Regions from separate parts of the Homo sapiens genome. Here region 1 is linked to region 2. A link is an interaction called in ENCODE POLR2A ChIA-PET data of the cell type or tissue named here. Cell type or tissue: IMR-90. All regions are shown on one strand.

What was found. ChIA-PET counts read pairs that join two places held together with the same protein. Peaks named below come from ENCODE experiments on the same cell type or tissue, not always from the same donor. Only the 100,000 strongest peaks of a DNase experiment are listed, where the experiment ranks them.
Region 1: POLR2A ChIA-PET joins it to region 2 with 11 read pairs; 3 of 35 experiments call an interaction of 5 or more read pairs at or near these places.

What each region holds. Positions count from the first base shown.
Region 1 is chrX:12,359,161-12,361,660 of GRCh38, forward strand. The region is part of intron 1 of FRMPD4 (FERM and PDZ domain containing 4); the gene reads left to right. Among named protein-coding and RNA genes, the nearest start is that of FRMPD4-AS1, 15 kb to the right of the region's middle. In IMR-90, no CTCF peak of the experiment used is centred here; a DNase peak (open chromatin) is centred at 1,401; H3K27ac peaks cover 1,393 bases.
Region 2 is chrX:12,309,878-12,312,377 of GRCh38, forward strand. The region is part of intron 1 of FRMPD4 (FERM and PDZ domain containing 4); the gene reads left to right. Among named protein-coding and RNA genes, the nearest start is that of FRMPD4-AS1, 64 kb to the right of the region's middle. RefSeq lists an enhancer at 1-274. In IMR-90, no CTCF peak of the experiment used is centred here; no DNase peak of the experiment used is centred here.

The DNA of each region.
Region 1 (2,500 bases), 49 kb after region 2:
AAGCTATAAAAATAGAGATGAATAGAATGAACTAACTGATGGAAATCCAGGGCATAGTCCCCATTTAACTATTTTCCCTTATGGATATTTAGCATATTATGTGGGGGTGGGAGTACAGAAATATACATAAAATTAATGTTTTCTGTATAACTCCTTTCAGAATGTAAATATTACTCTCAACTTAATCTGATTGAAAATAAGAAATCTTGTCAAGTTCACATACTCTCATTTTCTGCCATGTTGTTTGTTTTCAAGGAACCACTGCTGTGTTCTTAACAAAGTATCATCATTCTTTTTTTGTTTTCTTTTTTCTTTTTTTTTTTTTGAAATGGAGTCTTGCTCTGTTGCCCAGGCTGGAGTATAGTGGCGCAGTCTTGGCTCACTGCAACCTCTGCCTCCCAGGTTTGAGCGATTCTCCTGCCTCAGCCTCCCGAGTGTAGCTGGGATTACAGGCATGCGTCACCATGCCCAGCTAATTTTTATATTTTTAGTAGAGATGGAGTTTCACTATGTTGGTCAGGCTGGTCTTGAACTCCCGACCTCATGATCCACCCGCCTTGGGCTCCCAAAGTGCTGGGATTACAGGCGTGAGCCACCGTGCCTGGCCACAAAGTTCCATCATTCTTTTGGAAAGCAGGGCATCCGGGGAGGGAGCGGTTTTCCTCTTTCCTTTCTCACACTTATGCAGTTGGTTATAGTTCATCTATTGGAGGACAAGGTTGGGGACCCTCGGTGTCTCATGTGTGACATCAAAATCTCTACCTCATTTGGTGATGACCACAATAGACATTTAAGGCCATCCCTGGGACTTGACTGAGCCTGTGAATCACGCTTGATGGAGCTGCCCCTTCTGAGATTTTGAGTTAATGCTACTTTTCTATTTTTAATAGCATTCTTTGATTGTTCAAAGTTTGCTTTTGCTTTTATGTTTGTTTCCCTGGTAGGCTTATCAAGTTGAATGTTACAAACATAGTGGTTCAGGTACATACTGTACATACTGCACTATACCTTGATCATTAAAGGAATTTGATATTTTAGGTTATGGACCCAATTAAATGATACCAGCCATGTATGTCTCAGTGTGAATAAGTTCATTTTGATTCTATCCTGAATCTGGTTGGGATTAGGAGGCATTGAGACCAAACTCTGGTAATTATAAAATTTTGCAAAAGATTGGCCCACTTAGTGAGTTGAGCTTGAAAATATATAGTTCACTGGGAACATATGGGGATGCCTTAGTTGAGGGCAACCATCCATATATGTACATTGGCAAGCCTGATGTTTTCAGCCTCGTTTTTTTTATATCAAAACTAAACATGTAGGGGGAAAAAAGATGAAAAAAAGATTGCTGTGTCATTTCCCTTTTACTCAAATTCCAATTATGAACAAGTCTGAGTCACTATTGGTTAACAGTCTTCTGAGATGTTAAGAGTAGTCATGCAGGCCAACTGATACAAATTCCTTCTTATCTTCCCACAAACTTAACAGGTACTAAAATCTCATCATGCTCTGGGTAATTCCTGACATTTCCTTACTAGTTACAAACTAATTGATTGCCAAACTCTGAGTCCATGCTACATGTTCCTCCATAGAGACGGCAACCAAATCTTTGGGAAACTATTTCAAGAAATGAGTGTATTTGACAATTATTTGGTGTTCAAACAATGTAGTTTTCTGAGAGTTATGCTTCTGCTTTATGGTTTATTTATTTTCTAGTCACTTGGGAGAAACTCAGAGACATCTGTAGCTTCTTGTATTCTATGGCTTTTTTTTGCTAAAATCTCAAGCCATGAAAAGAAAAAAAAAAAAAAAAACGGTAAGTATTTTGAACCCTGCAGACCTAAAGGAAGCTCTGAGGCTTTGGAAAATGATCACAGAAGTCACCCAATTTTGTTCTCATTTTGTCAGCTCACAGTCATTAGAGAAGATGAAATTTCTCTGAAAAAACAATGAGTCAATGCAGTGTAATTGTTGAGTTTAATGGCCTTATCTTACAAAATAATGCAAACTGGTTATTTCTTGAACTATGTCAGACTGTGCAATCCTGACATTGCACTTTTCTGAATCTAGCATTTAAGGTACATTTCAAAGAATACTTCTGTTTGGTTAAGAGATGGCTTTTACAAATAGCCAGAACAATGAAATTTCAGTTGGAATATTAAGGAAACCTCTGTAGGACTGCATAAGCAATAAAATTGTCAAGGGGAATAATGGGTTTGCCAACTCTGGAAAGGTTCCAGGCTCAACTTGACATCACCTCTCTGTGATAATTTAGAAACCACAGGAGCAGGCTTGCTTTAATGCAGAAGAGCAGGTGGATGAGCCACTGGGCTTTGCTGGGAATGCCAGTCCTGTCTTTCCATTCCCTAAGATTTGATTGGTTAGCTTTTTCTGCTCACAGGGAAAAAGTTAGATGCAACTTGCTAGATGCAGTTTGAACCCAGTGATTTTCAAATATTTTGAGAAAATGACACGTTTTTGCATTATTTTTTGTGTATTT
Region 2 (2,500 bases):
CTTGGTGTGAGAGTTGCTGATTGAATCACAAAGGACATCTGTGCTTGTGCAGGAGCAAAGCTAACAGGTCCCCACAGATTGGATTCTACTCATTTGTGTTCTGAGCACTGCCCTTCTAGCCTATTCTCAGTGAAAATGAAAGGAAACTTTCATGCACGTCCATGTGAAGAGACCACCGAACAGGCTTTGTGTGAGCAATAAAGCTTTTAATCACCTGGGTGCAGGCGGGTTGAGTCTGAAAAGAGAGTCAGCGAAGGGAGATAGGGGTGGAGCCGTTTTATAGGATTTGGGTAGGTAAAGGAAAATTACAGTCAAAGGGGGTTTGTTATCTGGTGGGCAGGAGTGGGGGGTCGCAAGGTGCTCAGTGGGGGAGCTTTTTGAGCCAGGATGAGCCAGGAAAAGGACTTTCACAAGGTAATGTCATCACTTAAGGCAAGGACCGGCCATTTTCACTTCTTTTGTGGTGGAATGTCATCAGTTAAGGTGGGGCAGGGCATATTCACTTCTTTTGTGATTCTTCAGTTACTTCAGGCCATCTGGGCGTATACGTGCAAGTCAAGGGGATGCGATGGCTTGGCTTGGGCTCAGAGGCCTGACAGAAACCATTAAAATAAAATTCAGAAACCATCAGCAACCCAGTTTCTCAACTTGCCTTCAGTAAATAAATATCATTGTCATAAATCAGTAGTTTTTCTTGAGGTATATCCAGCATAAAATAGCATTCATATTCATAGGGAATGTATTCATATGGAGCAAAAAAGGAGCAATTCTTGATGAAGCTTTGTTATCCCCAATCCAATGCAGCCAGGTTAACTTAATTTGAGAAGCTGATCATAATGGGTAACTATTTTCAATTAGGGCAGTACCCTAATATCAGAAATCTTTATCTGCTCAGCAGGCAAGAAAATCAATGATTAAATTTTCCACCCTATTTCTGCTGGTAGGTGGATGTTCCTCTCTAGATTTCTTGATGCTTTATTTATCCTTGAACTTTCTTTCTGTTGCCTTGAATTTTATATGTCTCATACAAACAGCATAAAGTTGGAATTTTAAAAATTTTAATCTGACTTTATCTTATAACTTCAGCTTTTATTTTACTATTTTGTAATGATGGATATTCACATGCATAGATTTAAATCTACCATCTTCTTTTGTGCTTTGTGTTTCTTTCAATGATTCCATGTTCCTTGTCTATTTTTTTGGTTGTTGTCTTATATTTTTTGGCGGGGCAGGGGGAAAGGGCGCAGAGGAAAGCTGGGCTTGCCAAGGCAGGGACTTTTCTGCTTCCATCTATCTTGTGCATCTACTGCCAATGATGACTGGGTATGGGTGTGACACATTTCCAGGGCTATCTGACTTGGCAGGTTTCTCTCCCTTTAGTGGTTACCATAAAAAATCAAACATGAATTGTTAGCTATCAAAATCTAAAGTTAATCAATATTTTTATCCTTCTCCCATGGAATAAGAAAAATATTTAAACTCCATAAAATTACTGTATATGCTGTTATTGTTATCGTGTATTTTAATTTGTCTCACAAGATAAGATGAATTTTGCTTGATACGGTCAGTGTTGGTTTGGAGTTACCCAAATATATTTTGTATTTTCTTTGAACTTCTTTTCTTCATGCATCTTAAGAATTTCTTCTGGCATCTTTCTTCTTTTTTTTTAACCTGGTTTATATATATGCTTTAGAATTTCATTTCAAGTGCCTCTGTTGGTGGTCAACTATTTCTATTTTAATTTGCCTTAAAAATGTATTTATTTTGCTTTTTATTCTTAAAAGGTATTTTTGTTGATTATATTATTCTAGGTTGGCAATTATTTTCTCTTAGCTCATTAAGGGTATAATTCCACTGTCTTGTAACTTCCGTTGTTGCTGAGAAGTCCGCTTTAAGTCTCATAATTCTTTTCAAGATAATATCTTTTTTACTCTGGGTACTTTAAAAATATATACATTTCTAGATATGTATTTCATTTCTAATTTTTGTGTTTTCTTTTCATTTATACTCTTTGTTCTTTGGTAATTTGGACTTCTTGAAGCTGTATAATAATGTATTTTATCAGAGTAAAATATTATCAGATCTTACGTCTTCAAGTATTGCCTCTCTTCAATACTCTTTAGTAAATGTAGGTTAGATACTCTCACTGGAGTCTCTATATCTTTTACCCTCTCTTCTGTATTTACCAACATCTCTGTGCTCCACTCTGGATAATTTATTCTGCTTCATTTTCCAGTTCAATAATTCTTTCTTCAGCTCTGCTTGATTTTCTGTTAAAGGTGTCCATTGGGTTTTTTAATTAGTTTTTATATTTTTATTTATATAATTCCTATTTGCTTCCTTTTCAACTCTGCTCCATTACTTTTTTTTTTTTTTTTTTTTTTTTTTTTTTGGAGATGGAGTCTCGCTCTGTTGCCCAGGCTGGAGTGCAGTGGTGCGATTTTGGCTCACTGCAAGCTCTGCCTCCCAGGTTCATGCCATTCTCCTGCCTCAGCCTCCC